Linked DNA regions of Homo sapiens: region 2 is linked to region 1. Evidence: chromatin contacts called from ENCODE Hi-C or POLR2A ChIA-PET data. All regions are on one chromosome and are shown on one strand. Each heading gives the region's core, a stretch centred on a gene start or an enhancer-like site at or near the end of the contact. The rest is flanking DNA. Distances are from core to core; before and after follow the strand shown. Region 1 has its middle 27 kb from the start of OTUD1. Region 2 has its middle 75 kb from the start of OTUD1.

Region 1 (5,079 bases), core at 1,392-3,891:
ATGCTTAGCACCATTAATCTCTATGGAAATGTGAATGAAAACCAGAAGCTACCGTGTCTTACCCATTCAACTGCCTATAATCAAAAGCCCATAATTAAAAGTCTGTAGAGAGGGAAAGTAGGTTAGTTGGTTGCCTGGGGCTGGGGAATGGAAAAGTTGGGGGAAATGGAAAGTGATTTCTAATGAGTACAGGTTTCTTTTTGGGATGATGAAAATGTTCTAAAATTGGTTATGGTGGTGGTTGATAACTCTGCGAATATACTAAACATGTTTAGTGGGTGAATTGTATTGTATGTGAATTATGTCTCAATAAAGTCTAAGAAACAAGACAATAAGAAGTGCTGGCCAGTATGTAAAGAAATTAGAACTCTTATATAGTACAGGTGGGAATGCGAAGTGGTACAGCCACTTTGGAAAACAATTTGGTAGTTCCTCAAAAGGATAAATAGAGAGTTACCATATGACATAAGAATTTCTTTTTCTTTTTTTTGAGGCAGAGTTTCACTCTGTCTCCCAGGCTGGAGTACAGTGGTGTGATCTCGGTTCACTGCAACCTCTGCCTCCCGGGTTCAAGCGATTCTCCTGCCTCAGTCTCTTGAGTAGCTGGGATTACAAGCGGGCACCCACCATGCCCAGCTAATTTTTATATTTTTAGTAGAGAGAGGGTTTCGTCATGTTGGCAAGGCTGATCCCAAACTCCTGACCTCAGGTGATCTGCCCACCTCGGCCTCCCAAAGTGTTGGGATTACAGGCGTGAGCCACCGCACCCAGCCTGACATAAGAATTTCACTCCTAGCTATACACACAAGAGAAGTGAAAACATGTACACACAAAAAATCAGACACAAATGTTCATAGCAGCATTATTTATAAAACTCAGAAACTGAAAGCAACTCAAATATCCATCAGCTGATGAATGGATAAATAAAGTGTGACATAAAACACGATGGAAAATTAGCAATAGAATAAGTAGTGATGTAGGTTACAACATAGATGAACCTCAAAACCATTGACCTAAGTGAAAGAAGTCAGTCAAAAATAACCACAAATGTAAGATCTGATTTCCATGAAATGTTCAGAATAGTCAAATCTACAAGAGACAGAAAATAGATTTAGCAGTTGCCTAGGACTGGAGGGAGAATGGGGAAGTGAGAAGTGATTGCTAATAGGTACAAGTTTTCTTTTTAGGACAATAGAAATGTTCTAAAATTAGATTATGGTGATGGTTGCACAATGCTGTAAATATATTTTACAACATTGAATAGACGCCTTTAACTGGTAGACTTCATGGCATGTGAGTGATATCTTTTTTTTTTTTTTGAGATGGAGTTTCGCTCTTGTCACCCAGGATGGAGTGCAGTGGCGCGATCTCAGCTCACTGCAACCTCTGCCTCCCAGGTTCAAGCGATTCTCCTGCCTCAGCCTCCTGAGCAGCTGGGATTACAGGCACCTGCCACCATGACCAGCTAATTTTTTGTATTTTTAGTAGAGACGGGGTTTCATCCATGTTGGCCAGGGTGGTCTTGAACTCCTGACCTCAGGTGATCTGCCCCCCTCAGCCTCCCAAAGTGCTGAGATTACAGGTGTGAGCCACCACGCCCGGCCCTGTGAGTGATATCTTAATAAAGCTGTTAAAAAAGAATGAAGAGGCATATTATGCTCAGTTGAAGTACTGACTAGAACAAGTCTCTACTCTCTCAGGCTCCATCACCCTCTCATCCTTTTCCTCTTTCCTCTTGGTCTCTTCTCTGTCATTTCTTTCTCCATGACACAACACACTCTTGTCTCCAAAACTTTTTCATTCTCCTACCTCCTTCCTCAAAATGTGGCACTTTCCTTTAACTGGCTCTATTGCTTTTTTTCCTGTTTCTCTAACTTTTGAAATTGACATGTAATAATTGTACATATTTATAGGGTACATAGTAATATTGCAATACAAACAATGTACAGTGATCTGATCCGGGTAATTAACATATCCATCATCTCAAACATTTATTTCTTTCTTTTCTTTTCTTTTTGTTTTGTTTGTTTCTTTTTTTTTTTTTTTTTTGAGATGGAGTTTCACTCTTGTTGCCCAGGCTGGAGTGCAATGGGGTGATCTCGGTTCACTACAACCTCCGCCTCCCGAGTTCAAGCAATTCTGCTGCCTCAGCACCACCACACTCTGCTAATGTTGTAATTTTAATAGAGACGGGGTTTCTCCATGTTGGTCAGGCTGTTCTCGAACTCCCGACCTCAGCTGATCCACCCACCTCGTCCTCCCAAAGTGCTGGGATTACAGGTGTGAGCCACCGTGCCCGGCCTCTATTTTTCTTTTAAATCTGAATGTGATCTCTCCTTCCCATTCTAGGCACTCATGCTCCTCCAGAGCTAAGCTTAGAAAACAAAAGAACACAGGGATAGGGAAACAAATGATCTCAAAATAGTTGATGGAAAATAGCAACTTCTCTTTTTCTGCAGGGCTTCCTTTTGACTGTGATTTTCCTTTTCCTTTTTGTTTTTTCCAGACAGAGATTTTTCTCCATCTCTGGCTCTTGAAGTGAGATCAGAGACTCAAAAATACCACACTGTATCATTTACTTGGGCATTTTCTCAGAAGGGGATTAACTTTGGCAAGAGTTTGGGTGGTGACAAATGACTCAGAGATAAAAGATGAGTCAAGAAGCATTGCTAAAACTGTGGTCGCTTCGCATCAACCTTAGGGATATGGTACTTTGCAACTTGGCAACCATAACATTATATTGATTAGTCTAATGGATTCTTTCTGAGTATGATAGCAAAGACAAAGGCAGAATATTCTTAGTATATCACTAAATTCTATCGGTCATTATTTGATACTTAAAAAAATACTCGTCCCAAGAAGCAAGGTTTTAGCCACACAGCAGTTTTCATATTACTGAAAAACCCGCTAGGGAGAAAGGCACTCTAGTGGATCTCTATTTACTCAATAATAAAAGCAAGATCAAATGACCTTTATTTAAAAACAAACAAGCTTAAAAAAAATGGCAGGCAGAGAAGGGAGTCAACTTTTTCTCAATCCACTGCTTGAGAAATTATCTGATTAATGTTAGCTCTGGAAATTTTTATTTATTTATTTTTTATTTTATTTTATTTATTTATTTTTTTGAGACAACGTCTCGCTCTGTTGCCCAGGCTGGAGTTCAGTGGCATGATCTTGGCACACTGCAACCTCTGCCTTCCGGGTTCCAGCGATTTTCCTGCCTCAGCCTCCTGAGTGGCTAAGATTACAGGCATGTTGCCACCACACCTGGCTAATTTTTATATTTTTAGTAGAGACAGGGTCTCACCACGTTGGCCAGGTAGGTCTCGAACTCCTGGCCTCAAGTGATCCACCCGCCTCTGCCTCCCAAAGTGCTGGGATTACAGGTGTGAGCCACCGTGCCCAGCCCAGAAATATTATTATTATTATTATTATTGTTGTTGTTGTTGTTGTTGTTGTTGTTATTTGAGATGGAGTCTTGCTCTGTAGCCCAGGCTGGAGTGCAATGGTGCAATCTCGGTTCACTGCAACCTCCACCTTCCGAGTTCAAGCTATGCTTCTGTTTCAGCCTCCCGTGTAGTTGGGATTACAGGAGTGTACCATTAGGCCTGGCTAATTTTTTTTGTATTTTTAGTAGAGACAGGGTTTCACCATGTTGGCCAGGCTGGTCTCGAACTCCTGATCTCAGGTGATCCACTCACCTCAGCCTTCCAAAGCGCTGGGATTACAGACATGAGCCACCATGCCAGGCTGGAAATATTATTTTTAATACAACTTTTGGACAAAAACCACATGATAGTGACTAATATTTATTGAGCCCTTAGTATGTCCCAGCCACTGTTCTAAGATTTTTACATGTATTCACTTAGTTGAACTTCACAATCACTTTATGGCATAGATACTATTATTTCCACCACTTTACAGGTGAAGAAACTGAAGCATAGAATACATAGTAAGTGGCAGGGTAGAGACTTGAATCTAAGACAGTCCTATTCCAGAGGACACACTCTTTTTTTTTTTTTTTTTTTTTTTTGAGAGGGGGGGTCTCATTATGTTGCCCAGGCTGGAGTGCAGTAGAACACACTGCAGCCTTGACCTCCCAGGCTCAAGCAATTCTCTCACCTAAGCCTCCCGAGTAGCCTGGACCACAGGTGCAAGCCACCATGCCTGGCTATTTTTTTAATCATTTGTGGAGACAAGGTCTTGCTATGTTTCTCAGGCTGGTCTCAAACTTCTGGGCTCAAGTGATTCTCCTGCCTCAACCTCCCAAAGTGCTGGAGTTACAGGCATTAGCCACCATGCCCCACCAAGGACACTCTCTTTATTTATTTATTTATTTTTTTGAGATGGAGTCTCGCTCTGTGGCCCAGGCTGGAGTGCAGTGGTGTGATCTCTGCTCACTGCAAGCTCCTCCTCCCAGGTTCACACCATTCTCCTGCCTCAGTCTCCCGAGTAGCTGGCACGACAGGCGCCCGCCACCACGCCCGGCTAATTTTTTGTATTTTTAGTAGAGACGGGGTTTCATCCTGTTAGTCAGGATGGTTTCGATCTCCTGACCTCGTGATCCGCCCGCCTCGACCTCCCAAAGTGCTGGGATTACAGGCATGAGCCACCGCGCCCGGCCTGGCATTCTTTTAACTGGCGTGTCATACATATTGCCTTTTTCAGTCTAAAGACTTTCCTGGGAAGAAAGTAAATTCCATTTAGTCTCATGAATACATCTTGAGATCTATTCTCAGTATCTATTGTGATGAAGATGCGTCTTAATTCATGTTGATTCTGAAGGTCTTTTAGTGCTTTTCTTGAGTGACATTTCTAGGACCCATCTAAAAACCTTGTCAATTAAAAGGAGAGTGTATTATCCTATAAATATTGTATTTATCCAGTTGAGAGAGGTCAATCATTAATTGTTTGAATGCCTAAGTGAACTGTAGTAAGCATATTTGTGAAGAATAGAAAGTGGGGTCTTGGGCTAGGCATGGTGGCTCATACCTGTAATCCTAGCACTTTGGGAGGCTGAGGCAGGAGGATTACTTGAGCCCAGGAGTTCAAGACCAGCCTGGGCAACATCATGAGACC
Region 2 (4,950 bases), core at 1,237-3,736, 100 kb before region 1:
GCCTATTTATTTAAGTCTTTAGTGGATGAAAAGGCATAGGATGTCAGATTTAATATTTCTTGATGGAAAGAAGAAAAAAAAACTAGAAATGATATCTCCAATTGCACACTCTTCAAAAGCAGTTGAGAAGACATGGAGGAAGAGAATCAGGGAGAAAAGACAAAAAGCTGAATTAAAAAGGGGTAAAAAGAAGAGAAATGGAAACGTGAAGAGAAATAATCCATCTGTGAGAGAAAATTGAATGAAGCTGGAATTCCTGTATCTGGCTGTTTTCAGCACCAAGGCCAGATAGCATGCTTGTTCCTCTACTGCCACCCTCAGTTCTTTCAGGATTCTGTCTCTACTGTTGAAATTTGCACTAATGGTTTAAATTGCCCAGGTTGCAGCTCCAAGGAGCGCTTTTTCCATTTTTTATTTTAGCTACACCTTGCTAAAACCCACGGAGGTTCAAGAATGGTAGGACTTGAATAAATGATTTTGAATGGCAGAGGAAGAGGACAAATCAAAGACAGAATAAACTGGGGCCAAGGTTAGTGTTGGGAGTGAGGAGACACTGAGCAGAGGTGGGGATTCCGGGAACAGGGAGTTTGGAGACCGTCTATTTGTGTCAATTATGGAGCTGAGTCTGCATGTGGCTGCAGAATTCCACAAAAGTGCTAAAGTAAATCCATAGATATTAATGATGACTGGGATCTGGAAGTGTAGCATACAGGCAAAATTATGGAACAAACAGCTCTGGGGAGATATGGGCCTGGCTGTGACTCCTGCATTTTATCACACTTTGTCTTGGAATCAGGGGTAATAAGATCACAGAAATATAATTTTTTCACCTATTAGCGAAATTCACTCTGTCATTGCATTATGGTTATACATTCAAGAGTCCATCTACATTGAAAGCAATTTGAAGCAAAAATAAGTCTTTTTCATCCTTCTAAACCCAGTACTCATTAAAGTAGCTTCCTAAGAGTGAACACTCAGTGAAGTCACGTTAAATTGAATTGTTTCTTTTCAATGGTAAAAATAAAAATTTTCAAAATGTGGGAAGATGTCAATTCACTGGAGTGAAGATCAAGAACACTTTGTCCCTGCAAACTCTCAGAGCTTGCCATCTATTTTCCATGCCTCCAATCTAAAGCTATCCTTCATTTCCATTCATTGTTTGAATTCCTATACTCATCAATGGAGTTCAAAGCAAATGGTCAAGGCTTTGCTCTAATCACTGCAGTTATAAGATGCATTGTTTGACCCGGATCCCAGCCTGAGATTCAGACTGCAGCCACTATAAGTCTTTTCCAGTTGATATGTTGCCTGAGAGGAGACTGACTGAACATGCAATATCCATTGTCACCCTCCTGTGACATCTTCTCTGGGCAAATCAGCCTTGGTCCAGCAGTGGAAGATGGAGCATGCACTTTCTAGATGTCAATTATGATATACAATATCTAAGCCATTCAGAAGATGAAATCCTTTTGCTTCTGAAAATAAGACTGTACATATTAGTAGGGGCTAAGTTGTCACAGTAATAAAAAGAAAACAAAAACCAGGAGAATCAAGTGGAAAAGTTTGCTTCAAGAAACAGCTACACCAGGCCAGGCATGGTGGCTCATGACTGCAATCCCAGCACTTTGGGAGGCCAAGGTGCGAGGATCACTTGAGCCCAGGAGTTGAAGACCATTCTGGGCAACATGGGGAGACCCCATCACTACAAAGAATAAAAAAACTAGCCAAGCGGAGTGATAATGTGCCTGTAGTCACAGTTACTCGGGAGGCTGAGGAGGAAGGATCACTTGAGCCGGGGAAGTTGAGGCTGCAGTGAGACGTGATGATGCCACTGCACTCCAGCCTGGGTGACAGAGTGAGACCCTGTCTCAAAAAAAAAAAAAAAAAAAAAAAAAGAGGAAAGAAAGAAAGAAAGAGAGAGAGAGAGCAAAAAGAAGGAAAGAAAGAAAAGAAAGAGGGAAAGAGAAAGAAAGAAGGAAAGAAAGAGAGAGAGAGAGAGGATGGAAGAAGGAGGTGAGGGAAAGAAGGAAGGAAGGAAGGAGAAAGGAAGGAAGGAAGGAAAGAAGGAAGGAAGGAAGAAAGAAAAGAAAAGAAAAGAACTACACCTTACATTGTGTAGTATGGGGGTAATAAGAGGAAGGAGCTACTCTTGCTCTGTTCCTAACTAAAGAATACCTAAGCTTTGCTTTTCTCTTGTGGTTGAGGAAACTTTACTTGGCAAACCAGCAAATCTCTTATTCCTTAAGTCTGAGGTCACTTCTTCCAGGACCACCTTTCTGACCCTCTCCCCAACATTCCCAAGGTTGGCTACACGCTCCCTCTCTGTCCACATTGACCTCATCATATTGTATTAAACAGATTTATTGACTCCTCTGACTCCTGCACCATCCTGTAAATTTCTTCAGGGCAGGAACCATTTCTTAATAGCCTCTGTCACTTCAACCCAAGCACCTAGTAGATTCTTATCAAGTGTTTGTAAATGAATTCGTCATTCATTGATGGTTTGTGAGTCAGATAAACCACAAATTCAATTCTAAGAAAGATGGCACCATCTCAGACCTGCTAGTCAACTAAACCATGGGAAAAAGCAAAACAGCCCAACAGGCTTTTCCATTGTCGTGGGCTGTGTGGGGGTCCCATGGACATCTCAGGCATTAGGGAAAGAAAGTCAGAGAGGCCACACAATGCAGCCACGGACATTGATTGTCCTCCTGTCTTCATACTCCTGGGGTGTCCCTTGGAGTTCCTGAGCCACCTCACAATAGTTTGGGACCACAGGAAGAGCCATTTGGAGATTGCTTGTGTGCCAGCTTGCTTCAAGATCACAGTGACCTTGAAACAAACTTTTTTTTTTGAGACAGAGTCTCACTTTGTCGCCCAGGCTGGAGTGCAGTGGCGCCATCTTGGCTCACTGCAACCTCTGCCTCCTCGGCTCAAGTAATTCTCTGTCTCAGCCTCCTGAGTAGCTAAGATTATAGGCACCTGCCACCGTGCCTGGCTAATTTTTTTGTATTTTTTTTTTTAGTAGAGATGGGGTTTCACCATCTTTGCCAGGCTGGTCTTGAACTCCTGACCTTGTGATCCGCCCGCCTTGGCCTCCCGAAGTGCTGGGATTACAAGTATGAGTCACCATGCCCAACTCAAACTTCTTATAAATTCTGTTGACTCAAAGAATAGTTGTATAATCCTTATACCTAGAGAGCTCTTTAGACATTTAAAGGCATAGAAACGTTCTGGTATAGTCATATTGATAGACAGGACTAGCTGGATTTCCTGGGCAGACTAAGAATCCCTAAGCCTAGCTGGGAAGGTGACTGCATCCACCTTTAAACACGGGGCTTGCAACTTAGCTCATACCCGACCAATCAGGTAGTAAAGAGAGCTCACTAAAACGCTAATTAGGCAAAAACAGCAGGTAAAGAAATAGCCAATCATCTATTGCCTGAGAGCACAGGGGGAGGGACAATGATCAGGATATAAACCCAGGCATTCCGGCCAGCAATGGCCACCTGCTTTGGATCCCCTCGCTTTGTATGGGAGCTCTATTTTCACTCTATTAAATCTTGCAGCTGCACACTCTTCTGGTCCATGTTTGTTACGGCTGGAGCTGAGCTTTCACTCGCCGTCCACTACTGCTGTTTGCCTCTGTCGCAGACCCGTCACTGACTTTCACCACTCCGGATCCGGCAGGGTGTCTGCTGTGCTTCTGATCCAGCGGGGCGCCCAATGGGATAAAGGCTTGCCATTGTTGCTGCACAGTTAAGTGCCTGGGTTCGTCCTAATCGAGCTGAATACTAGTTGCTGGGTTCTACGGTTCTCTTCCGTGACCCATGGCTTCTAATAGAGCTATAACACTCACCGCCTGGCCCAAGATTCTATTCCTTGGAATCCATGAGGCCAAGAATGCCAGGTTAGAGAACAAGAGGCTTGCTGCCATCTTGGAAGTGGCCCACAACCATCTTGGGAGTTCTGAGAGCAAGGACCCCCCGGTAACAATATGATGTGAATTATTTGGTCAATTCTGATTATTTCTTCTCAAGACAATGCTTTGCTTCAAACCCCGTTTGTGGTGACCTTTCAGAAGGGTGACAGGACACAGGCATTACTCACAGCACAGTAGTTCCCTCTTATCCACAGGGGATAAGTTCCAAGACTCCTTGTGGATGCCCGAAACCCTTAGTAGAACCCAATCCTATATATGCTATGTTTTCTTAATACACACATCCCTATGATAAAGTTCAATTTATAAACTAGGCACAGTAAGGGATTAGCAACAATAGCCAGTACACTATTTGTGCTTTGGGATCATTATTAAGTGAAATAAGGGTGACAAACACAAGCAATGCGACAACAGGACAGTTGATCTGACAACCGAGACAGCTAAGTGACCAAAGGGATCCGCTGGACTGAGGGATGAGTCACACCCTGAGCAGGATGGAGCAGGATGACGCAAGATTTCATCATGTTACTCAGAACAGCGTGACATTTAAAACTGATGAATTGTTTAGTTCTGGAGTTTTCCATTTAATATTTTCAGATTGTGGTTGACCAAGGATAAACGAAACCACAGAAAGCAAAAACTAAATATGCTGGGACTACTGTATTCTTGCTTTCTCTCTCTACCAAATCAATAAATGTGAACTGGCGTCCATGTGCATTCTCTTACTGAGTTAACCAGGCTTGCAGATTTCCGGAACATTGGTACAAATAACAGGATATTATTTCTAAGGGAGCAAAACAAACATACACATGAGTTCATTTTGTATAAGTATAGATATATCCATTGTATATGTATAAGTATAGATATATCCATTGATTCTTCTCTTGAGTCATAATTACTTGTTTAAAAAATAAAATAAAATCAGATTCAAGTTGCAAGTCCTTGGTACTCCACTAAGCTACATATCCATTTAGAAAAGAAGAAGAGGGCTAATTGGGGGATACATTTCA

What was found. A loop is a pair of places that touch in the nucleus more often than their neighbours do. ChIA-PET counts read pairs that join two places held with the same protein, here RNA polymerase II (POLR2A). Pooled maps may share reads with other maps.
Region 2: a loop to region 1 is called in a pooled map, with 3 times the contacts of the local background. The contact joins two enhancer-like sites. A Hi-C loop is called at or near these places in 4 of 50 pooled maps. POLR2A ChIA-PET finds 5 or more read pairs at or near these places in 3 of 52 experiments (HEK293T, WTC11 and activated naive CD4-positive, alpha-beta T cell).

The regions. Positions count from the first base shown.
Region 1 is chr10:23,409,918-23,414,996 of GRCh38, reverse strand. No RefSeq gene overlaps it. Among named protein-coding and RNA genes, the nearest start is that of OTUD1, 27 kb to the left of the region's middle. RefSeq lists silencers at 2,351-2,551, 2,551-2,751 and an enhancer at 4,502-5,003. Within about 2 kb of position 2,641, at least 2 of the 41 ENCODE cell types and tissues checked have a DNase peak (open chromatin) inside an H3K27ac peak, as active enhancers do.
Region 2 is chr10:23,512,072-23,517,021 of GRCh38, reverse strand. No RefSeq gene overlaps it. Among named protein-coding and RNA genes, the nearest start is that of OTUD1, 75 kb to the right of the region's middle. RefSeq lists an enhancer at 3,791-4,950 and a silencer at 4,892-4,950. Within about 2 kb of position 2,486, at least 2 of the 41 ENCODE cell types and tissues checked have a DNase peak (open chromatin) inside an H3K27ac peak, as active enhancers do.